2 separate regions of the Homo sapiens genome follow, and region 1 is linked to region 2. A link is a loop called in an ENCODE intact Hi-C map of the cell type or tissue named here. Cell type or tissue: ovary. All regions are shown on one strand. Each heading gives the region's core, and the rest is flanking DNA. Links, peaks and the distances in the headings are about the cores only. Region 1 overlaps TPD52L2 (TPD52 like 2). Region 2 holds the start of FNDC11 (fibronectin type III domain containing 11).

What was found. Peaks named below come from ENCODE experiments on the same cell type or tissue, not always from the same donor. Only the 100,000 strongest peaks of a DNase experiment are listed, where the experiment ranks them.
Region 1: it touches region 2 in a loop (2.0-fold over the local background); 4 of 110 quality-filtered maps call a loop at or near these places.

The regions. Positions count from the first base shown.
Region 1 is chr20:63,876,659-63,891,412 of GRCh38, reverse strand. It overlaps TPD52L2 (TPD52 like 2), which reads right to left. Exons shown (of 7, transcript NM_003288.4): 5 at 8,593-8,694; 6 at 2,175-2,223; 7 at 1-1,563. The coding sequence ends at 1,468. Among named protein-coding and RNA genes, the nearest start is that of DNAJC5, 11 kb to the left of the region's middle. RefSeq lists a silencer at 5,011-5,181 and enhancers at 9,603-9,772, 10,314-10,483, 13,075-13,244. In ovary, for the core only: no CTCF peak of the experiment used is centred there; no DNase peak of the experiment used is centred there.
Region 2 is chr20:63,544,489-63,559,242 of GRCh38, reverse strand. FNDC11 (fibronectin type III domain containing 11) reads right to left here and starts at 5,084. Exons shown (of 2, transcript NM_001319152.2): 1 at 5,037-5,084; 2 at 2,548-3,589. The coding sequence starts at 3,579. The coding sequence ends at 2,623. SRMS (src-related kinase lacking C-terminal regulatory tyrosine and N-terminal myristylation sites) reads left to right here and starts at 11,494. Exons shown (of 8, transcript NM_080823.4): 1 at 11,494-12,135. The coding sequence starts at 11,780. It overlaps HELZ2 (helicase with zinc finger 2), which reads left to right. Exons shown (of 20, transcript NM_001037335.2): 20 at 1-1,157. RefSeq lists silencers at 4,993-5,242, 5,513-5,652, 5,673-5,822, 5,843-5,902 and enhancers at 5,593-5,887, 6,183-6,272, 11,780-12,421, 14,594-14,754. In ovary, for the core only: no CTCF peak of the experiment used is centred there; a DNase peak (open chromatin) is centred at 5,672; H3K4me3 peaks cover 858 bases.

The DNA of each region.
Region 1 (14,754 bases), core at 1,610-9,609, 330 kb before region 2:
GGACGAAGGGCACCGAGCGCTGGGCTTCCCTGGCCCCTGCATCTCTGTCGTGTGTGGAGTGCCATCCCCAAGGGTGTCTGAACTGTCCGGGGACACGGCTGTCAGAGGACACTTGCTCTACCGAACAGGACACCTTGAGCTGAGCAGCCCTTCCCCTCCCGGGAGTGGCAGAGCCGGGCACACCACAGGCAGGCCCTCAGTGTCCTGCCAAGAGCCACTAAGGCACAGAGCTCCCCCTGCAGACCACGCCATCTGACATGCAGGGCCCCGGTGTGCGAGAGAGGCTGCTGGGGTGCGACTATTTAGTAACAGGAAGAGATCTTTGTAGCTCCTGAGAAAAAGACTGTAACGGCAATCCTGGCTGATGCCCACGCCCCACCCTCCACCTGACCTGTGGGGTCGTTTCATCCCAAGTACAGCAAGCAGGAGGGTTGGAGTCACTGACGAATGTGAGCCGGGCCAGGCCCATGCAAAGGCAGCACTGAGAAGGGGGGCACAGTTCTTTTAAAGGGTGCTAAAGACAGGGTTTTCCTTCTCTTGGCCCCTCCCATTCCCAGAGGCTCAAGAGCCCTTTAGGGCAGGGCATAGGAGCCAGCGGGAGCTGCCACGGTTGAGAAGAGAAGCAGGTTTTGTACACTGGGATGGAGTGTGCGTGACATAAAACACCTCAACTGGAAGAGGCTGCCACGCAGGCCAGGTGTAAAATTCCACACAATGCTCACAACCATTAAGGAACCCTCATCTATATACATATAAAAATTAGAAAGAAATAAAGCATAAGGCAATGTAAGGCTTGTATTTCAGCTTGAGTCCAAAGAAATAATATTCTATGAGGCTAAAGCTGCTTTGCCTAATTTAAACTTTTTGAAAAGTCCACTGCATTTAAAAAATAATGAATTTGCTTCCGTTAAAGCTAGATTCGCGTAACAATCAGGCAGCTGCTGAGGGTCAGTTTCCTTTCTGGGGGTCTCAGAAAATGGACAGTTTTCTCGTTCGGCATTTTGAGATAAAAAATTGCGTAACAGGTAGGACTTGCTGGGTGATTGCATTCCTTCTGTGAGTCAGGGAAGGAGGAGGAGGAAGAAGTCAGAAAATGCCACTTATTTTATGCTTAGAACTCTTCAATCCTTCAACATTCTGATGGGCTAACATGATTCCCAAAGGGAGCCTGGGCTTTGGCTCAATATTCTTTCAAACCCTCCGCCCTGTCCACTTCCTGCACCCCTAGGAAGGACAGCACAGTGATCTGTTTCATCTACAAACGTGAGTGTAAAACATCTGTGTACAAGCCTGTGTTCTTCAAATTCATGCAAACGCGGCAGCCACATCTCCGCGTGGATGGGCAGGACTGTCCTCAGGGCCGGCTCTGCTCATCCGCCCTGGCTGGCTGCTCCGCTGAACAGAGCTGCGGCTGTGATGCTGAGGCTGGGTTGCGTGTGCTCTGCAGCGGGTGAAGCAACCACAGGCTTAGAAAGGTGCGGGATCCGACAGGGGCTTGTCACCACTCCCCGCTGAGGAAGGGAGGTTGTCACTGCCGTTCTCTCTGTCACCCACAACCTTAGACTACAGGAGAGAAAAGATGAAGACAGAAAAACCTGAGACAGAGCACACAACACAAGGCAGATCCCAGGCCCATGCTCAATGCTCTACAAAAGCTTATGTAACACGAACACTGCTCAGCAGGGACAGGGAGCAAATCACGGACGGGCACCAGCCCCAACAGGTCTCCAGAGAACGATGCCAAATGAAGACAGTGAATGCCAAAAAGCTGCACACTGTATCGTTCCATTTACGTGACATTCTTGAAATGACACAATTATACAAAGGGAGAGTGGACTAGGGGTTGCCGGGGGTAGGGCGGGAGGAAGGTCAGCATGGCCAAGAAGGTACCAGGAAGGGCAGTGGGGACCAGGAAGGGCAGTGGGGACCAGGAAGGGCAGTGTGGAGGCGTTCTGTGTCCTGAGTCAGTGCCAATGTCCTGGTGGGGAGGCTGCACTACAGGATTTTCCAAGATGTCGTCACAGGAGAGAACTGTGTAAAAGGCACAAGGAACCTCTCTGCATTACTTCCCACAACTGTATGTGAGTCTACCATAACTAAATGACTAATAATAAACAAGTTGCTGTAACAGGTCACACCTTGCCAAGACCATCAAACAGTCCAGGTACAATTACCTTTATGGTCCCAACTCGGTCCTCAAACGACTTGAAGGTCGCAGAGTTCCTTTAAAGAGAGAGGGAAGAGTGTCGGTGTCAAGAGGAGAGGGTTGTGCTGCTCTCCTAACTCGGAAGGGCCTCAGGGTTAGGGCCAGCCTCCAAAGGGTCCCTAACAACATCCCAAGATCTCATGGCAAAACTGTGAGACAGCCAGGTCATTCCGGAGACTCCCCAGGTCAAAAGTGAGGTCGGCCATGCCCAACAACCACAGGGACAGGTCCAGACGTCACACAAGGCAACTGGAAACCCCTTGACTGTGCAGCTGGGGAGATGTCGGCCCCTCTCTGTCATACCCTACAGGGACATCCCGGGCTCTCGTACTGAGGTTATGAAAAGTCTGTGCAGTTGGGGGGCTGTCGGCCCCTCTCTGCTGTCCCCTACAGGGACACCCCGGGCTCTCGTACTGAGGTTATGAAAAGTCTGCGCAGTTGGGGGGCTGTCGGCCCCTCTCTGCTGTCCCCTACAGGGATACCCCGGGCTCTCGTACTGAGGTTATGAAAAGTCTGTGCAGTTGGGGGGCTGTCGGCCCCTCTCTGCTATCCCCTACAGGGACACCCTGGGCTCTCGTACTGAGGTTATGAAAAGTCTGCGCAGTTGGGGGGCTGTCGGCCCCTCTCTGCTGTCCCCTACAGGGATACCCCGGGCTCTCGTATTGAGGTTATGAAAAGTCTGTGCAGTTGGGGGGCTGTCGGCCCCTCTCTGCTATCCCCTACAGGGACACCCTGGGCTCTCGTACTGAGGTTATGAAAAGTCTGCGCAGTTGGGGGGCTGTCGGCCCCTCTCTGCTGTCCCCTACAGGGACACCCTGGGCTCTCGTACTGAAGTTATGAAAAGTCTGTGCAGTTCTTCATGCACATCTCTCAGAGAAGCAAACGGAAGACCAAGGACACTTCTGGGACAGCAGAGTGATAAGGAGACAAGAGGAGAAAGCAGGCCAGCTCCATCCCACTCAGTCCCTCCCACACAAACAGATACCCCTCCCAGGCCCGGGGACTCTAGAGGCCAGCACGTCTGCGACACCCAGCCAGAGTCCCCACAAGGAGAACAGGGCTCTCCTGAGAATCAGGGCGGTGCCTGACGGCGCAGGCACAGAATAGGGACCACAGTTCTGGGCTCTCCTGAGAATCAGGGCAGTGCCTCACGGCACAGGCACAGAATCCTGAGAATCAGGGTGGTGCCTGACAGGCACAGAATAAGGACCACAGCTCTGGGTGTTTCCGTGAAGGCTGAGACCGTGAAGTGTCCTGAGTGACAGCCCACCAGGGCAAGTGCCAGGATCTGTGTGCGAGCCCCTCGAACCCCACCCCACCCACTGCAGGCAGCCAGGGTCAGGACTTGGAAAGGACACGGCCCAGTTTGACACAAGGATCTCCTCTGGAGGCTGCAGGTGAAGAGCCTGACCCCCTACCAGCTCTTCCTCGTCAGCCTAGAGGGGGTTTTTACCGGCCCTTAGTCATCAGAGGTTGCCAAGGGAATGGAGTCCTCAATTAATCCAGGAATATGGGAAGGGCAAGGTGTAACCGGCGGGAGCTGCCCCAACCCCCACCAGAGACACCCGGCTCTGGAGCCGCAGCGAGCAGGCATACATTACCTCATGGCTGGCATACTTATTGAGTGGCGGATGGAGTAGCTGCTGCTTGGAAGCATGGCAGAAGCAGAGAAGGAAGCAAGAGTTAACACCAAGATCCACACACAACCCCAACTTGGCAGGGATGGGCAGAGCTGGGATTCCCCCACTCCCAGCAGTTGGAGCGAGCTGCCTGCCCCTCCACACAATGCCCCCGAAGGAAACTCGACCCCAGGGTCCTCCCTTGGCCTCATGGGGGGCACCCCAAGTTGCCCAGCGCATAGCACTGGGAGGGGGGAGAGCACTGCCATAGGAAGCTGTGAGGAGACCAGGCTTGGGCTTTTGAAAAGTATTTGGTACAAACAGCCTTCAGAAGTCAAGTAAGGACCTTTTGGCAAAAGAGAAACCACCAAGTCAAGTAAAAACACAAGAAATCACAGATTGTTCTGGGCCTGGCTCTAGACCTCCCGGTTCCAGCAGAAGGGCACGTGCTGGCGGCGCCCCGGCTTGGCCTAGAGGAGCTTGCTCTGGTCTGCAGGAGGGCCCTTTGGGAGGCACACCTATGGGCTCTCGGGTAGTAAACAAGACAAAACTCCATCTGAAGGAAAACAAGGAAACAGGACAGATGTTGAACAGGAAGGTGGTGAGAGTCGGCACAGCCCTCCCACGTGAAAAGGCTCCTTTGAGGGCCCGGCGCAGTGGCTCACGCCTGTAATCCCAGCACTTTGGGAGGCCAAGGCGGGTGGATCACGAGGTCAGGAGATCGAGACCATGCTGGCCAACATGGTGAAACCCCGTCTCTACTAAAAATACAAAAATTAGCCAGGCGTGGTGGCTCATGCCTGTAATCCCAGCTACTCAGGAGCCTGAGGCAGGAGAACCGCTTGAACCAGGGAGCTGGAGGTTGCAGTGAGCCGAGATCACACCACTGTGCTCCAGCCTGGTGATAGAGCGAGACTCCAACAAAAAAAAGAAAAAAAAGGCCGGGCGCGGTGGCTCACGCTTGTAATCCCAGCACTTTGGGAGGCCGAGGCGGGCGGATCACGAGGTCGGGAGATCGAGACCACGGTGAAACCCCGTCTCTACTAAAAATACAAAAAATTAGCCGGGCGTGGCGGCGGGCGCCTGTAGTCCCAGCTACTCGGAGAGGCTGAGGCAGGAGAATGGCGTGAACCCGGGAGGCGGAGCTTGCAGTGAGCCGAGATCGCGCCACGGCACTCCAACCTGGGCGACAGAGCAAGACTCCGTCTAAAAAAAAAAAAAAGCTCCTTTTCAGGAGTAAACTCAGGCCTGGACGCCAGGCCAGTTATTCACAGACCCGGCAGCAGGCGGTCTGTGAGCCTGAAGGGAAGCACGAGGAGGGGACACAGAAGGGCCGGGGGGTTCCGGGGGGCCTCTGCGTCGATCCCACGCTGCTGCTTTGTTCCCTGAGATGCAGCAACCACCTGGCTGGCACTGCTGTCCTGGAAGGGGTGATCCCACTTTCACTGCCCTCTACTAGCACAGCCGCCCAAGGGCCCTGCCGGAGTCCACCCTGCCCCAATTCAGAGAAAAGTCTTCCACAGGTGTGTCCAGGCTCAGCCTTACCTAAAGGAGTGTGAAAATGGATGAGCCCTGGAAGGTGGCAGCAGGAGAGAAGAGGAAACGAAGTGTAAGCAAGGGAGGCCAGCACCCACTCACAGCCCTCCTCGGGGAGCCCCAGGGGAGGCCCCCTGCTCGTGCTCAGTCAGGCCCAGCAGGGGAAGACCCTCCAGGACGGCTCCTCCAGTCCGCACACCACCGGGGACAGCAGCACTGTCTCCAGTCTCCTCAAGTCCTGACTCAACAGGAGGCTCTCGCAAGATCATGACTAGCAACTGCTCAGCCTCACGGCTGTGCCCAAGAGGCCCCTGGGTCCACGCCCTGTCCACGCCTTATGCCCCAAGGCACACCTGTTTGGAGAAGCCACAGCACCTGGAGCACAACCAGCCCCATCCAGCAGCGCAAAGGTGTGAAATGTGCCACAGCATGACAGCTGGGCTTGGCCAGCTCCACAGAACGAGAGCGGCCCGTGTTCCCCAAATCACGTCAGCTGAGGGAGCACACGCACCGTGGGAGGATGTGGGACACCCTTGGCGCCGAGCATTTCTGCTCTGCGCTCCATCCGTGCCCACAGACGCCAACCTGGAAACCTGTGTGTCCAAGGGCAGCTGCTGCCACTCACTGCAGCCAGGCCCACTCTGACATGGAGGGAGCCACTGAAGAACTGAGAAACACTCAACTCGCCCGAGGTCCTGAGAGGGCCGATGCCTCATCTGAGACCACGGAGTCAGACGGTGACCTGACCCTGCTGTAAACCCCCACTCTGACCTGAATCCAGTTCCCTTCCTCCCATCCCCATCACCCATGCCCCAGGGCACACCAAAGGCCTCACAGACCGGGGCTGCCCTGGGACAGGCCCATCATGGACACGGGCGTTGGGCAGCTGTCCAGAGGGGCTTCCGCCCAAGAGTTAGCAGGGGTCCGCCGGGGTTCATCCAGCCCTAAACTCATGACATAAACCTCCCAGAACCCAATTTTCACTTTCAGGAAGTAGTGAGCTCTCAACCTCAGTCTCTAACTCGAGGTGAATGGGCCCAGACCTCAGAAACCACCTGTGACTGCTTGGGGAGATGATGGGGATACACCAGGGGCTCCAGACGTCAGAGTTCCCACCACCACTACAAACATAAATGGAGGAGCAAGCAGGGCAAGACACACCAGCAAACAGGACCCTCCACGGGCACCGTGAACACGGCCAGCCAACTGGAGCGAGCTGGCTCGTCCCAGGTCAGCCTGAGGCCCCGCTCCCCCAGCTGGCCCCATGTACCAGGGCACACGTGCAAACACGTGGCACAGTGTGGCTGGGCACACTGACAGCTGTGCCAGCGTCACTGCAACAGGAACTCTGCTCACTGCCAGCCATGCCCTGAGGCTACACGACACGGGTCAGCTGCCAACCCCAGGACTGAGCAGAGAGCGAAAGCCTTTCTCCCCATCAGAGAAGGAGGAGCAGACAGAGAACCAGGACCGTGTCCCTGTGCTTCCAGAGAAAAACAGGCCATACAAACAAATGCCCAGATCAAAACCCTAGGACTGGCTTGTGCACGGCTATTCCAATCAGTGCCAAGGGCTCCACGTGCCCCTTGGATTTCCACCACAATGGTCTGAACAAACTCAAAAGGGAGTGTGGACACTAAGAGTGGGCAAACGCCTCCTGATGGCCGGCATAATTTAGGCACAACAAACACCTGTTACTTCCTGAAGATGCTCTGTGGTGAGACCAGCATTTTCGGGAAGAAAACAGCCCTGCGAGGCTGAGTTCAGCTGAAACTCAGGGGGTCCCTCCTGGGTCCAAAGCTCAGCAGTGGTAGGGAAGACCTGCATTTGTAGGGTGCCCCACAAGGACCCCCCCAAGTCACAGCTGCTGGGGAGTGTGGAGCCTTGGGCGTGTGAGGGTGCACAGAGGAAACACACACATTGCATACTGATGACTGCAGCTTCTCCAGAGGTTTAAAACTTCTCGAAATAGAAGTTGCAGGGATGGGAAGGTAGATTACCTCAAAAAAACAAAAATAAAAGTGGGCACAGCTCCTGGGCAGTGGCCATCCCCTCTGCTTGGCAGGGTGGGTCCCTGGGTGTGTGTGGCCGTCTGTGTCCTGGCCTGTGGCTTAGTGGTCAGGGGAAAGCACTGGCGCAGGACGACCCCCACCTGGCAACCACAGGCGGGGAGGCAGGACACACCTAACCTAAGGCAGGCAGGCAGGGAGGCAGGCAGGCAGGCAGGCAGGCAGCCCAGCAGGAGATGTACGTATCTCTGAATCCTGCAGGGGCCACAAGAGGGGAAGAGGGGAGGGCTGGGTGGGGTCAGCACTGTGCTCCACACACCGGTCCTTTAGGAAGCCTGCACCCATCTTTGCCAGGATTGGGTCAGAGCTACAGGGAGGCACTCCCTGAGATCCAAAAGCCAGAAGACCAGTTCTGAGAATGGGAAAGGGGTCAGGGCAGGGTGGGCAGCAGCACCCAGAAGTTGGGGCCAGGATGCTGTTGATGGTGACAACCTATATCATCCACTCCTACAACCCCTGTGAAAGAAGGCGTGCCTGAGGCCCAGCTGGGGTGCCCAGCCAGGAGGTAGCCCAGCCAAGCATCATACCCAGGCTTCTGGCTCAATCCCCTCATCACCATGCTGTAGTCAGGGAGCCTAGAACAGGGAAGGAAGAGCAAACATGCCAGCCACAAAGCGCCGGCCCCCTGCTCACTCCTTGGCCCCAGCCCTGCTTGCTGAGGGACCTCTGATGGCCAGGAGGCTTTCACCAGCCTCTGGGAGAGAAGGCTCATTCAGGGCCTCCTGGCGTCTGACTGCACTTTCTGAGACCTGGGAAACAGCCTGAGGAAGTACCACGCCGAGCCCCTGTCCTAGAGATGGTGGAGGACTGCCGTCCCACACTGACCTGACTCTGACCCCTGGGCTGGAGTCGCTGCCACTCAGTGAAGCTTCAAGGTGCAGACTCCTCCCTCACCAACCCCGAGCACCACAAGTTACCCAACAGCACTGGCAGCCAACCCTCCCTGAAGAACACAGCAACGGCAGAAAAGCAGCCAACGGGGATGGACGAACCTCCCAGGCAAGGGTCTGCACACAGACTGGTCGGGGCCATGATGGATGGCCACATCCCTGAGCCAGTGCATCTGAGCCCTGATCTCCAGGCAGGCTTCCTGTAGCACCTCCAACACCTCACCTCACTCCTGGCCAGGTCTCAGGGCAGCAGAGTCAGGGTTGCGTCTCACCTCATGTCTCCAAGCTTCCTGCTGATGGCAGAGCCCACTGTGGACAGGGCAGCTGAAGTCTTCTGTCCTGCCTGTGAAAGAGTTTCCTGAGTCTTCTTGTAGCTGGAAGACACACCAGTTAAATCAACCAGACAGCATGGGCGGGTCACCACCCACAGCCAAGCAAACAAAGCACTGGGAGCACGCCCGAGGAAAACTGAGGAAAGGAGCTGGGCCAAGGGGTGGACACTCGCCAGGTGTCTACAGAGGGGGTGCAGGCCCAGAGCCCCTCGGCCCCCAGAGGCCCCTGCGGCGAGGAGCCGCCTGTGCATTGCTCGCTCACTGAGCTCTCGGCGACCCTGCCGAGTCTCGGCCCCCCAGCCCTGCAATGACGCTGCTTTCTCATCTCACAACCCAATTTCACCCCCTTGCCTGATACCCACTAAGCTCGCTTTCCTGTCTTCTCACAGCCCCTCTGACTACAGAGAACACGCCCCATTTGCCTGCTAGAGCGGACGGGCCCCCTGAGGTGCACGCCTGGCAGGCAGTGCCAGAGCAGAAAGGCCTCTCAGTGCCCTGACCGGCCCATGCGTGCAAGTTTCCCTTTCCTCTTCCCAAATGAGACTGTGCTGAGGGGAGAAAATGCAAGCTCAACCACGTCTGTGGGGAACGAGCGTCACAGAGTGGCCATGCAGCCCGCAAGGTGCCCCTGCTCCAGACGGCGGGGCCCCGTGTGCCTTCAGAACATCGGACAGTTCCATTCCCAGGCCTCTTTTCACAGTGCAAGGGTCTGTCCTGGCCCCTAGTGAAGGCCCCGCTTCTATCCCCTCCAGCTCCCTCCAGTGTCCACCCACATGGGTACATCCCATCAAAGCAAAGCTCTAGGGCCTTGGCGTCTGCAGGACAGGCAAAGGGCAGCAGGCAGGATGCTGTGGCTGCAGGGATACTGTTGGGCCCACCATGACAGTCAACACCTGAAGTCGCTGGCCCTCATCCAGCTGCCACCATAAACACAAAACACAGCAGACTCTGACATAACAAAGTCCAAAATGCGAACCCACAGCCACCTTATCACGGCTCCTCCCTCAGTGAAGCCAGGGAACTCGAGGCTGAATGGAGATGGGCTCCCAGGACCATCTTGGCGTTACCAGTGCCAACCTGGAGAGCTGGCAAACCCAGCCAAGCCCTGAGTGGCATCTGGGATGACTGGCGCCAGAGAAGGCACAGGCTCCTCCTGCTCCCACTGGCGGCACCAGGTCCCAATGATGGGCCTTCCGGAGCCCTTACTCACAGGCCCTCCCACCACTCCCTGCAGAAGGCCCGTGTGAGCTGAGTGCTACTACTCTCCAGCCCCCAAACAGTTGACAAGAGTGTGTGACCCACCAAGTGTGCCCTGGCAGCGCATCCCAGCGCAGCTCTCTCATGCCCGCCCCCGGCCCAAGGCCTACCAGAGGATGCACTTTCTTTCTTTTTTTTTTTTTTGAGACAAAGTCTCGCTCTGTCACTCAGGCTGGGGGGCAGTGGTGCAATTTCAGCTCACTACAACCTCCGCCTCCGGGTTCAAGAGATTCTCCTGCCTCAGCGTCCCAAGTAGCTGGGATTACAGGCACCCACCACCACGCCCTGCTAAATTTGTCTTTTTAGTACAGATAGCGTTTCACCATGTTGGCCAGGCTGGTCTTGAACTCCTGACCTCAGGTGATCCACCCGCCTCGGCCTCCCGCAGTGCTGGGATGACAGGTGTGAGCCACTGCGCCCAGCCCGCTCGGATGACAGGTGTGAGCCACCGTGCTCAGCCCAGAGGATGCACTTTCCCATCCAGGCTCCGTGCAGCTGGAATCATGGCTGTTTTTAAATTTTTTCTTCTTTTATTAATAAAACACCAGTTATAAGTAACTAATGACCTGCTATATTTAGTTTCAAAAACACAAATTCTTTTTTTTTTTTTTTTGAGACAGAGTCTTGCTCTGTAGCCCAGGCTGGAGTGCAGCAGCACCATCTCGGCTCACTGCAAGCTCTGCCTCACGGGTGCACGCCATTCTCCTGCCTCAGCCTCCCGAGTAGCTGGGACTACAGGCGCCCGCCACCACATCCGGCTAATTTTTTTGTATTTTTGGTACAGACGGAGTTTCACCGTGTTAGCCAGGATGGTCTCGATCTCCTGACCTCGTGATCCGCCTGCCTCAGCCTCCAAAAGTGTTGGGATTACAGGTGTGAGCCACCGTGCCCAGCCCAAAAATACAAATTCTGAAGACATCTTTAACCTTGATTTTCCCTGAAATAACAAATGCATAAAACCATGTGAACATTCTGTGGTTCGCTGAAGCAAAGTCACCTGCAGCAGAGGATTCTAAAGCGCTCACAGCACCTGCATTTGTGCCTAAAGAGTGGGGATGGGGAAGCTGCACCTGCATTTGTGCCCTAAGAGTGGGGATGGGGAAGCTGCACCTGCATTTGTGCCTAAAGAGTGGGGATGGGGAAGCTGCACCTGCATTTGTGCCCTAAGAGTGGGGATGGGGAAGCTGCACCTGCATTTGTGCCTAAAGAGTGGGGATGGGGAAGCTGCACCTGCATTTGTGCCCTAAGAGTGGGGATGGGGAAGCTGCACCTGCATTTGTGCCCTAAGAGTGGGGATGGGGAAGCTGCACCTGCATTTGTGCCTAAAGAGTGGGGATGGGGAAGCTGCACCTGCATTTGTGCCCTAAGAGTGGGGATGGGAAAGCTGCACCTGCATTTGTGCCTAAAGAGTGGGGATGGGGAAGCTGCACCTGCATTTGTGCCTAAAGAGTGGGGATGGGGAAGCTGCACCTGCATTTGTGCCCTAAGAGTGGGGATGGGGAAGCTGCACCTGCATTTGTGCCTAAAGAGTGGGGATGGGGAAGCTGCACCTGCATTTGTGCCTAAAGAGTGGGGATGGGGAAGCTGCACCTGCATTTGTGCCCTAAGAGTGGGGATGGGGAAGCTGCACCTGCATTTGTGCCCTAAGAGTGGGGATGGGGAAGCTGCACCTGCATTTGTGCCCTAAGAGTGGGGATGGGAAAGCTGCACCTGCATTTGTGCCCTAAGAGTGGGGATGGGAAAGCTGCACCTGCATTTGTGCCTAAAGAGTGGGGATGGGGAAGCTGCACCTGCATTTGTGCCCTAAGAGTGGGGATGGGGAAGCTGCACCTGCATTTGTGCCCTAAGAGTGGGGATGGGGAAGCTACACCTGCATTTGTGCCTAAAGAGTGGGCATGGGGAAGCTACACCTGCATTTGTGCCCTAAGAGTGGGGATGGGGAAACCGAAGTTGGAGAGAAAACAACCGCCTGTGCCCGGCCTTCAGAATGAGATGTGGGGTCCTGAGCGTGACCTGTGGGTGGGTAAGTACCACCCACACAAGGAGGATCGGAATGAGATGCGGGTCCTGAGCGTGACCTGTGGGTGGGTAAATGCCACCCACACAAGGAGGAGGGTCCTGAGGGTTCCTGGCCACTGACCACTGGCCACTGACACCCGGTGCCACTGTGATCAGTCCCTGCTGTGCCATAAACCACACTCAAGCCCCTGGGGGCCCCACAGCCCTCAGCATTGCTCGGGTGTGGAAATGAGGGGGTCACAAGGGAACCTCCTCTAGAAACAGGAACCTCCAAACTGGGATGGCCCTGGAAACAATGGGCATCACCTGCATAGCCTGAGGCCACCACCAGCGCCTCCCTGGCCTTCTCTTCCTACAGCAGGTCCCTGCCCAACAGCTGTGGCTCTGACCTCTCCCTTCCCCTTCTCAGTCCCATCCTGGGCCTCCAAGGTGGCGGCAGCAGCTGTGAGGCCCCCTTCCAAGGCTCACAGCGCTGCAGGCCTGTTCTGAGAGCGTCAAACACACAGGCACACACATTCCTCAGTGGACCAGAAGGCTGGGTTGTTATTACTCCATGACAGATGGGGAAGCTGAGCCCGGGAGGAAGGGGCAGGGGTCAGAGCCAGCATCTGCACCCAATAACTAGCTTCAGCTCTCCTTGAGAGCACCGGGCCGGGCAACCCCAGCCAGCACCCATTTGGGAGTTCCTAAGACCTTCTAGGAAGAGAGCCCTGGACAGACAGCGGTTTCGTCCCACTGCCAGTGAGCTGTCCCCTGGGCAGCACAGGGCATCTGGGGGACATCCTTGCACTCCCCCTCTCCTGAGTCTGTCTCTGGGGGCTGCCCCCACTCCCACTCAGGATGGACAAGTGATCCAGGCCTGGCCAGAGCACACCACCTCCAAGGCCGCAGCCATTAGTCCAGGGAGACCCATATGGGGCCACACTGTTGGGCTGCAGCAGTGGGGGCAGGGACTTCTCTGCCTGGTGAGTGCTCCCACCTCCCTGTTTGGTTGATGCTACCTTGAGTCGTGCTTTCTGTCACCTGCAACCAAAACAACTCCAAGTGAACCAGCTCATAACTGCAGGATCTATATGATGCCCCTCTCAGCACTGAGGTTTTTAGTTACCTCTGCCTATAAATAGAATGCAACAGGCAATTGTTTCACCACTCGCAGAACACAGCTGCTCTCGCATTCAGACATGACCCACTGAGAATGTGGCCGCATTGCAGCCTCATGGGGCCAGGCACCAGTGCTATCCTCCACCCACCGGCCACGTTCTCCTTCCCGTCCATCCTCCAGGGCGCCAATAGCTGAAAGGATCTACAAACACGTGGGTCAGGATGCAGGGAGCTTTTACTGCCTTCCCCTGCAGAGCTCTGGGCAGTGGAGGTACATCTACAGCCCATCTCCTGAAGCTGACTAGGAGAGGCACCAGCCAGGAAGAGCACGCGCCATGGCCACATCCTCAGGCCCCACCTCCCAAGCCGCATCCCTTCCGTCTGGGCCGTCCCGGCAGAAACCACCGCCCTCGGCCTCGGCCGTCCCGGCAGAAACCATCGCCCTCGGCCTGGGCCTTCCCACCAGAAACCATCGCCCTCGGCCTGGGCCGTCCCGGCAGAAACCATCGCCCTCGGCCTGGGCCTTCCCGGCAGAAACGCTTCCACTCTGGAACCGTCAGTTGACAGCTCTCGCCACAGAACTCAGGGGAATGGCCTCGGCCAGGTGATGCACTGGCCATATGCTTCCATGCTGAGCCACAGGTTTCTCCAGAGGGGTCGGGACGCTGAGTGTTGTAATAAGCTCTCTAAAACACTATTTATTTGAAATAGGATCCCGGCAGCTTTATGTCAGTTGGTTTTACAAAACAGCACTGAAGTCTCCTAAGACTATTTTCAGACTGAGTCTGCACTGTGCGTCCGCCTGATGCCCAAACTGCAAGGATGACCGTCACTGTCCCAACCTAGGAACCATCTGCTGCCCAGCAAAGTCACTGTTCAACAGCCCGAGACACAGCCCACCAGGGTCCCTAGAACACCCTGCTCAAGCCGGGTGCAGTGGGTCACGCCTGTCATCCCAGCACTTTGGGAGGCCGAGATGGGCGGATCACGAGGTCAGGAGATCGAAACCATCCTGGCTAACACCATGAAACCCTGTCTCTACTAAAAATACAAAAAATTAGCCGGGCGTGGTGGTGGGCGCCTGTAGTCCCAGCACTTTGGGAGGCTGAGGCAGGCGGATCACGAGGTCAGGAGATTGAGACCATCCTGGCTGACATGGTGAAATCCTGTCTCTACTAAAAATAGAAAAAATTAGCCGGGCGTGGTGGCGGGCGCCTGTAGTCCCAGCTACTGGGGAGGCTGAGGCAGGAGAATGGTGTGAACCCGGGAGGCGGAGCTTGCAGTGAGCCCAGATGGCGCCACTGCACTCCAGCCTGGGAGACAGAACGAGACGTTGTCTCAAAAAAAAAACCAAACAAACAAAAAAAACCCAGGGCAACATGCCATGAACCACCCGGGTCCCCAGAGCACCCAGATGTACAGCTGGCTGCTGTAGCCATGCCCACAAACCGCCCGGGTCCCTGGAATACCCAGGGCAACATGCCGTGAACCGCCCGGGTCCCCAGAGCACCCAGATGTACAGCTGGCTGCTGTAGCCATGCCCACGAACCACCCGGGTCCCTGGAATACCCGGGGCAACATGCCGAGAACCGCCCGGGGTTCCTGACACCAGCCTCCCACCGTGACACCAGACGCAAAGGCTCCATGTGCACGCAGTGCCAGCCTGGTCCCCCAGGACCTTCAAGACAAGCTCGGCAGCAACTGCTTCCTTTCAGACCAACATGG
Region 2 (14,754 bases), core at 1,185-9,184:
GCCCTCTCCACCTGCAAGGTGCCAGGACTGGGAGGGAAAGTCCAGGGCCCCCCCACCCTCCCCACCACCCTCCGCCATCAGCCTGCCTGGGCCAGCCTGCCTCCTGGCCTCAGGATCTCCCTGGGGCAGGAAGTGGGTGGACTTGGAGGAGGAACGGCAAGGGCCGGTCCCCACACTCTTGCTCCTCCTGGGCATCTGGGGACAGGAACACCTCTCAGGGTGGCCAAGAGGGGCTTCCTTGGGACCAGTGCAAGGAAGTTCTGCTGTCCCTGGGAAGTCTCAGAACCAGGAAGGAAACCCTGTGGAGGCTGCCCTTTGACCTTTGGACGCCACCTGTAATCACTCTGGATGGTGTCTGTGGAGTTCAGGTTTATTTTCTATTTAAATGAACTAAAAGCCAGCATCCTGCCGGGCGTGGTGGCTCACGCCCATAATCCAGCACTTTGGGAAGCCGAGGCGGGCAGATCACCTGAGGTCAGGAGTTCGAGACCATCCTGGCCAACATGGTGAAACCCCGTCTCCACTAAAAATACAAAATTAGCTGGGCGTGGTGGCGGGCGCCTGTAATCCCAGCTACTTGGGAGGCTGAGGCAGGAGAATCGCTTGACTCCAGGAGGCGCAGGCTGCAGTGAGCTCTGATGGTACCACTGCACTCCAGCCTGGGTGACAGAGCGAGACCCTGTCTTAAAAAAAAAAACAAAACAAAACCAGCATCTGTTACTGGAACAGAGACCTCAGCCCAAGCTCAGGACAAGGAGGCCTCCCTGGGAGAGGGGGCCTTTCTCCCACCATCACCGCCTGTGTCCTTCAGGGGCTGCTGGAGGGCAGCCCAAAGCCAGGGGCCCACCCCGCCCCACCCCACCCCACCCCACCCTCTGAAATGTGAAAAGCCTGCACTCTTCCTGTGGGCTGCGCAGTGGGCTCGGGGGTTGGGGGGTGCCGGGGCGATGCTTCCACCCTGGACTGAGTGTTCGGGGCAGCCTGCTCGGCTGTATGTTTCTCGCACGCTCACCCGCTTCAGTGCGGCTCTGTCCCTGCTGCCGCCTCCAGTCCTGAGGGAGGGGCTTGCCCCACCTTCTACATTCCAATTTTTATATCTTTGAATTATGTGATTAGATATTAATTTAATGATAAAACCACTCTGAAAGCTCTTCTCACTTCTGGGTGTTTGAGGTCTGGCTGGGGGGCAAAAGTGGATGGTCACTGTGCTTGGTACGCAGTTGTGGAGGCTGTCGAGGGCCTACTGCAGAGCGCTGGGCGCAGGGGCGTGGGGAGGGCGGTTTTGGGACGCGGCCGTGGAGGCCGTCGAGGGCCCACTGCAGAGCGCTGGGCGCAGGGGCGTGGGGAGGGCGGTTTTGGGACGCGGCCGTGGAGGCCGTCGAGGGCCCACTGCAGAGCGCTGGGCGCAGGAGCGTGGGGAGGGCAGCGACCCCCCCTGCAGGGCCGGTGTCTCCGGCTGCCTGTGTGGGGAGGGGAGGGCCGTGCCTGGTGTGGTGGGGACAAGCCACAGCTCCAGAGCTGCTCCGGTGTCACCAGGCTGGCCAAGTCCAAAGTCCCTGAGGCCACCAGCCTTGACTGTCCTGCTGGTCCCACTTTTAAAGCTGCTCCCCAGGACCCCCTGGCCGCTGTGGACTGGGGTCCCTCCGCACCTGGCCCATTTGTGGCTGCGTCCACAGGGGCTCCTGTGGCCTCCCAGAGCCAGCTCGGGGGTCAGATGGTCGCGGGGGCTATGGTCACTGTGGGAAAAGAGGTTCTGGGCATCTGTGGAGGGAGGGGTGGAGCATGGAGTCTCCAGGACTGTGGCCCCGTTGGTGTGCTGGACGGGCCCTGCCTTGAAGACCATGTCTATTCTTGGACCGTCATGAAATAAGAGTAGTTCTGCAATAGCTTGAGAAGTGCCTGCAGAGAGGATGAGAAGGCGCCTCTAGGAAGGGGGACTTGGGGACCTCACCAGCCTGCAGCCAGGGAAGGCTTCTGGGAGGAAGGGGCAGCTGCGGCCCTGAAGGTGAGCGGTGGGGGGACGCAGGGGCTGGACGCCTAGCAAAAGCAGCTGATCCTGGAGGAGAGAGGGAGCTCAGGGCCGGGAAGGCCCTTGAGGAACAAAAGGTGGGGCGGGGCATGGAGGGGCACGGCTGAGCTGCTCACAGCCAGGGATCCCCGGTGGTGCTGCTGCCTCCTCGGGCGGGCGTGCTGATGAGCACTCGAGGCTGGGCAGGGGATGGTGGGAGGCATCACGGCCTAGGAGTGTCATTCCCTGAGGGAGCCCCACAAGCCAGGGAGGTGGGTAAGGAAGGCCGGAGCCCGGTCACGGTGATGGGGGTGGTGAGGAGGGGCGGGGGCTAGGACCGCAGAGGCCCCGTGGAGCAGCTTTTGTCGTCGTCGTTGGACCCGTAGGTGTCAGGGGCTGGTACTTCTTGCTCCAGGCTCAGCTGTCTTGGGAGGTCCGGCCTGTGGCTCCCCCTGGGAAAGAGCAGGAGCAGAAGGCCTGGGGCTTGGCATGTTTTGAGCCAGGAAAAACACTGGTGGCTGCTGCCTTTAAAACATAAATAGGTTTGCTTCTTTAATTCCATATGTGCATTTACACTCTTCTTTATTAGTGGATAAATATTAGAAAATCATCTCTCAGACAGAGTGGCTGAGGGCGGGCCCCTCCAGGGGCTCCGGCTTGGTGTGCAGGGTGAGGCTGTCCCTCCAGGGCTCGTACACCAGCGTGGAGGTCTCGGCCCTCTTGATGGTGAACTTATAGGATCGGTTGGGCAGCAGGTTTCGGACGTCGAAGGTGCAGGCAGCCACGGGGATGACGCCACACTGGGCGCACTCCTGCTGTGTCCGCGGGTCCAGCAGCCTGAAGCGCAACTCATACTGCTCCGATGTGGCTGGCTGGATGGTGACGAACCAGCGCAGCCGGGCCCAGTCCTGGTGAGCCGCCGACGCCTTTCGGTCAAACACGACAGGCATCTTGGTGCTCAGCATGAGCCAGATGTGCGGGATCTTGGTGGCACTGACATCAGACACCAGGCGGTGCTTGACGTGTAGCCGCCCCGGCACCATCATGGTCAGGAAGCTGTCCATGACGGCCGACACGTCCGCCAGCCGCCGCTCCACCAGCGCCCAGTCGGCCAGGAAGGGCCGTGGGTCTGGCGACCGGAGCAGGGCATCCAGCTCAGCACGGCCATGGTCGAGCTGTTCCAACAGGTCCCCGAGCAGCAGGAGCTGGATCTTGGTCTGAGCTGTGCCCACCTTCTTCATGCGCTGGAACTTCCAGGGGTCGATGAGCTGGAACAAGGCGCTAGGCAGCACCAGCGGGTTCTGGTCGCCCAGGGCCAGGTGCTTGGGCAGGACCTCGATGTAGTAGGAGCACTTACGCAGCAGCTGCATGCGGGCGTGGTGGCGCTTGAGCAGGTGCGGACTCAGGTCCGAGGTCAGGAACTCACGCAGGGCATTGCGGCGCTCGGTGTAGGTCTTCCACGCCTCTGGTTCCAGCAGCTGCTGGTCATCTGCCTCCTCCTGGTCCAGGAAGGACTGGGGATTGCCCAGCTTCATCTTGTCCAGGCCCAGGCCTGCCACATGGGTGCTCATTATCCGGGAGCTGGGGGGAGGGCTGGGTGTCAGCTGCCAGGCAGGCTGGCCTCCCCTGGGCTGTGGCATGTTCGGGGGATGGATTCAGCCCACTGACCCCATGCTGGACCTCTGTCCTTCTTCGGGGGCACAACTCGATGGGAAGAGGCTGCCTGGAGGGCTGGATGGGCAGCCTACAGATCTGGACACAGTTTATACTGAGGGGCAAAAACCTCTACTGACAACCAGTGGCCTGTGGGACAGGACAGGGAAGAACTAGGACTGCGGACTTCTGGCCAGAACCGCCTGACCTGTGGCCTTGCAAGGGCCCCAGTTCCTAACCCTGCTGCTGAAAGGGGTTGCTGGCACCCCTCGGGGCCGTGGAGAGGGGACGGCGTGGTCCTAAGCAGCACAGGATCCCCCTCGGGGACATTCGCGGGCCATCCTCCCGCTCCGGTTCTCCCTGGGGACGCTCCACGCCTCACCGCAGTTGTAGGGCACAGAGACAGGCCTCACCAAAGACGAGGCCAGCTGGCTGGTCAGCATGGGAGGAGGGCGCCCAGGCCTGGGCCCGGAGGAGCAGCCCTCCTCCCACGCTGTGGGCCCTCGCTGTGGACCCGGGATCCTGTCCCTGGTGAGCTCATGGACTCCACAAGTGACACTCCATTTCCCAGATGGAGCCTGAGGCTAAGAAGCTTGGTTCTTGTTCTCATCCAGGGCTTGAGCCCAGTGCTGAGCCGAGTCTGACCCTCTGTCCGTGGGTGCACCGGCTGAGTGCAGCTGTGGCCCCAGGCTCTGCCGCAGCTCCCTGGAGAGCAAGCCGCACCCCTGGTTGCTGCCCCGGCTCCCAGCAACCCTGGAGATCTCAGGTTGTCACAGCCACTTGGGCCTTGGACGACCCACAAATGAGAGCTAAGCAGTTGCTGAGTTCCCCAGGGCCACACAGGTACGTGGTGAAGTCATATCTGCCCGGGAAGGGTTGCCCTTTTGGGCGTGAGGCAGATATGACTTCACGAGCGCACTCCTCGGGAATCCCTCGAGAACAGGCCCCTGGGGGCAGCAGGGAGTGTGTCTGGGGTGAGGTGCCAGCTGAGAGCAGGACCCCAGGACCCCAGGCCTAAGCCCTGCTCTTGCTGGAGGCTGGGGCGGATTTCACCGCTGGAGGGAAACCGTGCCTCTGTGACGTGTGAGGGATGTTTTCTAGTCTCCAGCAGCTGCCCAGGTGGAACACCCAGAGAGGCTGGTCGTGAACCCGGAAAGGTGGTTCTGAGCCCCTCGCTGCTTCCTACACGCCCCGGTCCCAGGCCCGCTTCCCTGAGACCACCAGGTGCCCGCACTCTACCCCCTCCACCACACTCCCCTTGGCTCCCCTGGCCCGGGCCCACCTCCCCGGCCGCTCTGCCTGCCCCTTACCTTCTCGAGACCCCCAGCCCTCCTCTCCCGGCCCCCGCCGCCGCCCCAGGACCGCGCCCACTTGCCCTGCCTCTGAAGCGGAGCCGCGCGCGGACTTCCCAGAGCCCAGCCTCCCTCCGCACTCCGCGGGTTGCCCTGGGGACCAGCGGCCTTTGTGACGCTGCGGCCCGGGGGCGGGGCGGGGGTGGGGACCCGGGACCCCGAGCCGAGTAATCTTCCATCCGCTTCGCTTCCTGGAGAGCCCCAGACTTCTGGGGGCCCGCGTCCCCGACTGAGGGGCCACGGCGGGTGGCTGGTCCAAGAGCCAGGCTCCAAGGGGGGTTCCCGTCCCGGAGCCCTTCCGCGGGCGCACCACTCCCCACGCACCCCCGGCTTCGGGCGGGGCGCAGGAGCCTCGGGTGACTGGGAGGGAGTTCCTGCTCAACCCCCCAGTCCGAGCGCACTCCTCGGGAATCCCTCGGAGGAATTTGGGAGAGAGGCAGTGGCCGGTGACCAGGCGGATGGACCACCCAGCGCCTGGACAGAGGAGAGGGGCGGCTTCCCCCGCCGCGGGCTCTGCCCAGCAAGGCCCCGCCCATTACAGATGCCACCCATTACAGGCTCCTCCCACCGCAGGCTCCCCCCACCGCAGGCTCCTCAACCACAGGCTCCTCCCACCATGGGCTCCCCCCTCCCCCGCAACGGCCCCTCCCATCATAGGCTCCTCCCACCGCGGGCTCCCCCCACCACGGCCCCTCCCACCACAGGCTCCTCCCAGAGCAGGCTCCTCCCACCGCGGGCTCCCCTACTACGGCCCCTCCCACCACAGGGTCTTCCCACCACAGGCTCCTCCCAGCGCAGGCTCCTCCCACCGCGGGCTCCCCCCACCACGGCCCCTCCCATCATAGGCTCCTCCCACTACAGGCTCCTCCCACTACAGGCTCCTCCCACCATGGGCTCCTTCCACCTGGGGCTGCCCAAGCTCAGGCACCGACCTGACTCTGGATAAATGGGGTCTCCATAGCTCCAGGGAGCCCCGCAGGGGAGCTCTGAGGCCATCTGGTCCCGTCTGTATCTGTTCAGTTGGGCTCAGGGCCTCTGGGATCCCCCCGTTCCCCCACAGCACACCCCAGCTAGCTGGGGGTCTCCTGGGGTCACAATCTTAGACACCCCAAGGTGCCCCTCCTTCACCTTCAGGAAGATGCTGGAGGAAGACACCCTTTCCATCCTCCTCATCTCCACCCCCACGGAGGTCAGTGCTGGGGCCTCTTCCAGGATGGGCGTCTTTGAGCCCCTACCAGGCTGTTCTGTAACTTGAGCCTCCCCCCTCCTCCCGGTGACCCCACCCTGGAAGAGCTTTCCCTTGGTGCATGGAGGCCCCAGGGGTTAGGCCTGGCAGGAAGTGGGTGGATGTGGGTGGTTTTTTTTTTGAGATAGCGTCTTGCTCTGTCACCCATGCGGCAGTCTTCACCCCCGGGGCTCAAGTGATCCTCCCACCTGGGTCTTTCTGATCCTTCCGGATTACAGGTGTGAGCCTTGCACCCAGTCCTGTTGGGTGCTGTTTCTGCCCTGCCCTCCCTGCCTGGGCTGGAACTCAATAAATGCCAGCTATTGTTATTGTTATTTAGGGCTCCAGGGGACAAAGCCGGGGTTGTTTGGAGAAGGGGGTGCTGTCTGACGCGGAGGGTTGGGAAGCAGTAGGAGTTAGACCCCTTACCCCCGGCCCTGCAGCCCACTGACGGAGAAGCGGGGTGGGGGCAGAGCAGCCTCCCCTTCTCTTTTGGGGCCAGGCAGGTCCTGGATGTCTCCCCTCTCCTGGGCTCCACCCTACCCCCTTTCTTTCAATTTCTGATTTCTAATCTAATTTTTTAAAGTTAAACTTTTGGCCAGGCTCGGTGGCGCAGGCCCATAACCTCAGCACTTTGAGAGGCCAAGGTGAGAGGATCCCTTGAGGCCAGAAGTTTGAGACCAGCCTCGGCAACACAGGGAGACCCCTGTCTCTACAAATAATTTGAAAAATTAGCTGGGTGTGGTGGTGTGCACCTGTGGTCTCAGCTACTTGGAAAGCTGAGGCCGGAGGATCACCTGAGCCTGGGAGGATGAGGCTGCAGTGAGCCAAGATGGTGCCACTGCACTCCAGCCTGGGTGACAGAGGGAGACCCTGTGTCTCTAAAAAGAATAATAATGGCTGGGCGCAGTGGCTCACGCCTATAATCCCAGCACTTCGGGAGGCTGAGGCAAGCAGATCACCTGAGGTCAGGAGTTCAAGACCAGCCTGGCCAACATAGTAAGACCCAGTCTCTACTAACAATACAAAAATTAGCTGGACGTGATCGAGACCATGGTGAAACCCCGTCTCTACTAAAAATACAAAACACTAGCTGGGAGTGGTGGCAGGCGCCTGTAGTCCCAGCTACTCGGGAGACTGAGGCAGGAGAATGGCGTGAACCTGGAAGGTGGAGCTTGCAGTGAGCCGAGATCACGCCACTGCACTCCAGCCTGGGCGACAGAGCGAGACTCTGTCTCAAAAAAAAAAAAAAAATTAGCTGGACGTGGTGGTGGGCGCCTGTAGTCCCAGCTACTCAGGAGGCTGAGGCAGGAGAATCGCTTGAACCCAGGAGGTGGAGGTTGCAGTGAGCCGAGATTGTGCCACTGCACTCCAGCCTGGGTGCAATAAGACAGAGGCCTGTCTCGAAAATAATAATAATAATAATAAAGTTAAACTTTTACTTTTAAGATAAGTATAGATTCATCTGCAGTTGTAAGAAGTAACACAGAGGTCCCGTTACCCTCTATCCAGCATCCCCAGTGGTAGCATCTTGCAGGACTGCAGTGCAGAATCACGCCAGGACCTTGACGTCGATACAGACGCAAGGCAGTGCCACCCCCACGGGACCCTGACATGTTCTTTACAGCCACGCTGCTCCCTCCCACCTCTCCCTAGCCCTGCAACCACTCATCTCTCCGGCTCTGTCTGGTCATTTCAAGAATGTCCTATCAGTGCAGGCTTTCAGTATGCAGCCTTGGGACTGGCTTCTTGCGCTCAGCATAGTCCCCTCTGTGCAGGGTCAACAGTCACTCCTGTTCACTGCTGGGCACCAGGGGCCAGTTTGTGCTCAGTCTTGCTCAACCCTGTTTGTGGCCACCAGGGCACGGGCAGTGAACACTTTGGATCTGTTGTCCCTGGTGGGGACAAGCTCTCTTCCCTGGGCCCTGAGGATGGTGAAGCCTGGGGGTAGTGGGGCCAGTCTTGGGGGAGAGAATGCACGCTGACCACTGAGACCCTCAGAGCTGTGCCCTCCAGACACATAAACCCGGATGGGGGGTGGCCTGATGTGGCAGAGCTCCTGCCACAAGCCTCCATCTGAACACCAGGAAGGGCCCTGCACCCCATCCCCCTGGTCTGTGTCCTCACTGCCATTGTAAGCTCAGTGCTCTTACAGATGGGGAAACTGAGGCACAGGGAGGTTCAGCACTGTATGCCCAAGGTCATGTGGACAGTGAGTCTGACAGCAGGATTCCAGCCCTGGTCATTTTTATTTTTTTGAGATGGAGTCTTGCTCAGCCGCCCAGGCTGGAGTACGGTGGCGCGACGATCTCAGCTCACTGCAACCACTGTCTCCCAGATTCAAGTGATTCTCCCGTCTCAGCCTCCCGAGTAGCTGGGATTACAGGTGCCCGCCATCATGCCTGACTAACTTTTGTATTTTAGTGGAGACGGGGTTTCACCATGTTGCCCAGGCTGGTCTTGAACTCCTGACCTCAGGTGATGCACCCGCCTTGGCCTCCCAAAGTGCTGGGATTACTGGTGTCAGCCACCGTGCCTAGCCTTTTCTTTTTTTAAAAAAATAGAGATGGGGGTCTCACTATGTTGCCCAGGCTGGTCTTGAACCCTTGGGCTTAAGCGATCCTCCTGCTTGGCCTCCCCAGATGCTGGTATTACAGGAGTGAGCCGCCTCACCCGGCCAAGCCCCAGACTCCTGACCCCGTCCAGACTGATCCTGTACCCAGGCCCCTTTCCTCACTCCCCTCTGTGCCACCCACCCGGTTAGGGCTGAGGGAGGAGGTGAGGTCATGTGGGGGGGGCACAGCAGGCAGGGAAGGGGCTGCTGACACCGACACCTGGCAGGGGCCCTATGCTGGGCTGTGTTGCGCCTGGTGGGTGAGGTGAGGAAGGGGTGGACGGGCGGGCACAACTTGGAGGGCAGCGGGACAGGGCAGCTGGGCATGCGGGGCCGGGGATTCTGAGGACCACCGGGGAGGAGCTGGATAAAGCCGGCCTCGGCTGCCTGCCGACCACACTCACCCTGGCATGTGTGCGGTGCAAGGGCAGCAGGTGCAAGGAGGGGGAAGATGGGGCAGACGTGGGGAGCTGATCTGTGGGCAGGTGGGGCGGTGGGGGTGAGACACGCCGGGGCAGAGGCCCAATGGGGCCCTAACCCTGATGGCCAGGCCTGCCTCTGGTTCCAGCTGGGCATGGAATGTGCTGAGTCCTGTGCCATGATCCCGTGGCTCTAAGGGGCAGGGAGTGTCTGGGAGGAATCTGCATTCAGTGCCCTGAACATCTGACCCTGGTGTGGTGGGCACAGGAGCTTTCCATGGCCTGAGGAGGCCTCCCTGGGGCTCTGCGGCCTTGGCGTTCTAGCGGGGAAGAGTCACGTCCTAGGGAGGATTTGGGAGAGCTGGTAGCCACACCTGTAGTCCCAGCACTTTGGGAGGCAGGAGGATCGCTTGAGGCCAAGAGTTCAAAACCGGCCTGGGCAACATAGTGAGAGCCCATCTCTACAAATAATAAAAAATTTATCTGGGCATGGTGGCGCACACCTGTAGTCCGGCAGGAGGACGGCTTGAGCCCAGGAGATCGAGGCTGCCACTGCACTCCAGCCTGGGCGACAGAGTGAGACCCTGTTTCCAAAAAAAAAGTAAAGAAAAGAAATGGTGGGCAAAAGCCTCACCTGCACGTGAGGAGACGGCGGTGGGTGTGGGGAGGAGACGGCGGCGGGGGGAGTGGAGGGGAGGAGACGGCGGGGGTGGGTTGTGGGGAGGAGACGGCGTCGGGGGCGGGAGGAGACGGGCAGCGGGTGGGGGGAGGAGAGGGCGGCGGGGGCGGGAGGAGAGGGCGGCGGGGGGAAGCGCGGGAGGAGAAGGCGCTGGGGCCCCTCGAAGGCCACCCCCAATGTAGTATTTACAATTCTCCACATTTCTCAACACCCCCCACCACCCCCAGCAGGGCACCTCTCTGGTGCAGAGCCTGCCCTGAGCCTGGCGATGTCCAGTCTCCCAGGGCCCCTGCTGGCTCCAGGCTATCAGCCCGGACACAGCTTGGCTGCTGGGGTGCCCTGAGAGCCAGGCCACGGGTGTCACTGCCACCCCACAATGCACACACCAGTCCCCAGACGTGAGGTTTCTGAGAAGCCCATCTGTGACTCCAGGGCAGGCAGGTGCGAGGGGCTTGTCATTGGCTGGACACTGGTCACGCCTATTGGAGGGATGCATTCAGCCACACGCATGAAGTGGGGGCATGGATGCGTGTGAGATGTGGGAAAGGGGCGTGAGGCTCCCTGAAGGCCACCCAGGTGCGGAAGGGGCTGCTGGGGGAGGCCGGCAGGAGGAGTGAGAGACTGCAGATGGCCTCACCCCACCCCCGTGCCTCAGGACCCAGAGGGGAGGTGGGAGGAGTGAGAGACTGCAGATGGCCCCCACCCCACCCCACTCAGGACCCGGAGGGGATGTGGGAGGAGAGAGAGACTGCAGATGGCCACCACCCCATCCTCCTGCCTCAGGACCCTGTACCGTGCTGCTGGGTTTTGCTGGGATTTGCTCCCCCAGTCCTGCCCCGATCTGGGGACCTACCTGAGCGGGCAGAGTTTGCTTCAGCATGCGGGGGCTTGGCGCTGTCCAGGGAGAGGGTGGGAGGTCCCCAGCCAGGGACTCACCCGCCGCCCCTTCTCCGTGTGCTCATCCCCCTGAACTGGGGCCAGGCGTCCGCAGCCTCCACTTCCCCGCAGTGGCCTTTGGGTATGGCCTGGGCATTGACTGACTCAGAAGCCGGTCATCGGGCAGCATGGGGCATCTGGGTGCCTGGCCTGCGGCCGAGCTCCCTGCAATCAGCATCTCGTTTTACTGCATGAAAGCCGGGGTGCTGAGAGCCCCCTCACTCGCCTGTCCTCAGAATTTACTGCAGAGGCCGGAGGCTCGGCACCTGGTGCAGGGTTAATGATGTTAAAATATCTGGCCAACACTTAAATAAGCAGGCAATTTTTCACCTGAGTGCAGCTCAGGCTTGGCAACCACTGCAGGTGCTGAACAGCAGCGCTTCTCCGTGGAACCCCCACTTCTCCGTGGGCACGGGCGGCTGTTGGACTGTGGTGCCCTTGGGCATGGGCCAGGCCTGACTGGGCAGAGCCATTCCGCCTGCCTGGGCCTTGCAGAGGGCGGGAGAGAGGCTGGCCCTGCCCACCCCGCCCTCCTCGGGCCCCTCCTGGAGCCCGCCCCCGCCCCAGCCCAAGCTGCCCTCTGCCGTCGGGTTGGGGAGGGGACGGTGCACTCCAGACGCCAAGGAGGTCGAGGACAGGAGGTGCTGTCGGTGTGCCTGAGGCAGGGGGTCCGCCCTGCGCCCCACCCAGCCCCAACGCCAGCCCGGACGCCGGTGGGAACCGTGTGCCTCCTGGATCCAGGGGACCTCTGAGTGACCGCAGGGCCGGGGTCCCCTGTCACCCCACGGCCAGGGCAGGGAGCGCTGGACACCGGGTCCCACCGGCCCTGCCAGTTCCTCTTCCGGGCTCGCGGGCTCCCATGGCCCTCGGGCCCAGCGTGGTGACCCCGGGGGATGGAGCCGTTCCTCAGGAGGCGGCTGGCCTTCCTGTCCTTCTTCTGGGACAAGATCTGGCCGGCGGGCGGCGAGCCGGACCATGGCACCCCCGGGTCCCTGGACCCCAACACTGACCCAGTGCCCACGCTCCCCGCCGAGCCTTGCAGCCCCTTCCCTCAGCTCTTCCTTGCGCTCTATGACTTCACGGCGCGGTGTGGCGGGGAGCTGAGTGTCCGCCGCGGGGACAGGCTCTGTGCCCTCGAAGAGGGGGGCGGCTACATCTTCGCACGCAGGCTTTCGGGCCAGCCCAGCGCCGGGCTCGTGCCCATCACCCACGTGGCCAAGGCTTCTCCTGAGACGCTCTCAGACCAACCGTGAGTACCTCGGCCTCGGAGTCAGAGCCTGCCTCGCCCCCAGCTGGGGAGTCCAGAACAACGGCAGGATTTTGAGTTGGAAATCGCATGTCCGTGGCTATCTGTTCATTCATTCGTTCATCCACGCATTCATTCAGGGACAGCTGATGGGCCCCGGGCCGGCAGGTGTGGTAGGAAAACAGCAGTGTCCGCTGTGGGCTGCCGAGAGGGAGAGGAGGCTCCGGCAGGCGTGGTCAGGTCCTGTGGGGGGGAGCATCAGCTGCACCAGCTGGACACCCAGCAGGCGGTTCCTCCAGGACCCTGCCTGGCTGGCCAGGCCCTCCCGCCCTCACACAGGGAGTCCAGTGTTCATGGATCGGTCACTGCTTGGAGGGCAGGGGCTGGGGGCTGGGAGGCACCAGATGACAGGAGCTCCAGGAGCTCTGGGTGACGGCAGGTGAGCAGGGGCTGGGGGCTGGGGGCTGAGACAGGGGCCCATGCTCCAGGAACTCTGGGTGAGGGCAGGTGAGCAGGGGCTGGGGGCTGAGACGGGCCCACGCTCCAGGAGCTCTGGGTGAAGGCAGGTGAGCAGGGGCTGGGACTGGGGGCTGAGACAGGGGCCCACGCTCCAGGAGCTCTGGGTGAGGGCAGGTGAGCAGGGGTTGCAGAGGCGCCTAGTCCAGATGCCCAGTGCGGCTGCTCTGAGCGGCTGCCTTGGTCTGGCATCCAGCTGGGCAAGGCCTGAGCCCTGGAGACCTTCGGGGTCAGCCTTGCTCAGGGCCACTTCCAGCCTCCTGGGGGCCCTTTGGCACTCACACATCGTCCTGGGGGTTGCATGGGCGGGTGAAGCCGGAGTCACAGGAAGGGGCCTTCTGAGGGGCCCCAGGCCCTCACCCCACACCTGCCCCGCTTGTCCTGAGCAGTGGTTGGGGGGCAAGCAGCCTTTGTGATGGGAAGGGGCTCACAGTCACCCCAGGTGTGGAGGACAGACCCCTTCAGCAGTTCCTGGAGGGCAGGGCTCGTGGTGGAGCAGGGCGGTCCATAGGCAAAGCTAATGACTATTTGCCTAGGCTGGAGATTAAAAGACTAACCACACTCAGGTGTCATTAGCTCCAGACACCTGGCCCCACGCCCCAGGGAGAGACCTCAGACACATCCTCTGCATCTCAGGATCCCACAGGGGCTCACCTCTGACCCCCAAGCCCTGATGTGGGCTTCAGAGGAGGCTGGCGATGTTTTGGGGAAACACCTGTGTCTCATCCCCACACCCCACGGTGCTGGGAGGGACCTGAGTCCCTTTACACGTGAGAGGGTTGCGTCTCCCTGCCAGCAGACCCCAGAAGGCAGGGGCCCTGGCTGCAGGAGGAGCTCCATGGACAGAGCGTCCATGGAGTCAGTGCCTCAGGCCGCTGCCTCTCTGTCCCTGGTCCCACACCTCTTCCTGTCTCCATCTTCATTCCCTTCAACTTAAGCCCAGCCCCACGGCCCTGGTCATGTCAGTTTCTATTCCTGCTGCCCCCATTGCCCCCTAGGTCACCGGGGCAGGGGTGCCAGACTGTGTCCTCCGTCTTGCCCAGTCCCAGTCTGCCAGGATGGCATGGCCGTGCCCCAGCCCCGAATCTTGTGTTGACTCTGAGGCCCACCTCGGGTCCTCTCCTAGTCCCGCTTCCCAGGTGGTTTCAGCCCCACCCTGACACCGGCTCACTCTGCTTCTTCCTCCTGGTGCTTACGGGGTGTGCCCTGGGGCAGGGGAGTGGCAGGCATCCCTCTCCGGGTCCCAGGAAGCTCCAGGAAGTGGGAGGCTCCAGGGTGGGAAGCTGAGTCAGGTGTGGAGTCCCCGCCTTGGACTTCAGCAGCAGAGTTATGCAGACGGGGTGGGGCTGGGAGCATTTCTGTCTTCCTTCCAAGGATGCCTCCGGCTCCCAGGAATGAGTAGATGTGACCTGGTGGGCGGCCCACCTGGACAGGGGAGACCCAGCCGGCCCCTCTCCCGACACCCGGTGTGGGCTCCTCGTGTGTGGGCATCTGAGGAGTGGGCACCTGGGAGCTCCCTGCCACCCTGCCACCGTGTTCAGAGAGGTCTCACCTGCACCTGGCTTTTCCGAGGGGGTGTCTGTGCGAACAGACGCCAGTGGGCTTAGGGCCGTCCTGTACTGGGCACAACTCTCCAGCATGGGATGCAGGATGCTTTGAACGTTCGCACAGCAACCCCCCTGCAGCCGCCCACTGGCTGCCCCTCCTGACCTCCTGCACAGCCTGGCTTAGGCTGCCTCCTCAGGACACAGCTTGCATGGGCCCCCTCCACTAACCAACTGCCTGAGGCAGGTGGGCCGTGCCCAGCCAGGTGATGCCCATGGCCCTGTACAGCCACGACAGCCCAGCAGTGCTTCCGGGCAGCTCACCAGGCCGTCAGCTCCATGTCTGTGCAGGGGCTCAGCGAAGCCGAGTTTGGAGGCCTATGGCCCATGGCCAGGGCTGACTGTTAACCTGTGGCTGGGGCTGGCGGTCACTATGAACAGGGAACTGGAGGTCACGCCCAGCAGGGCTAACGGAGAGCCCACGGCCAACGTGAGGATGCTCAGGGCTGAGCAGGAGGATGAGGCCGGCACTGGGGGCTGAGGCAGTGCAGACCTTGAGCTG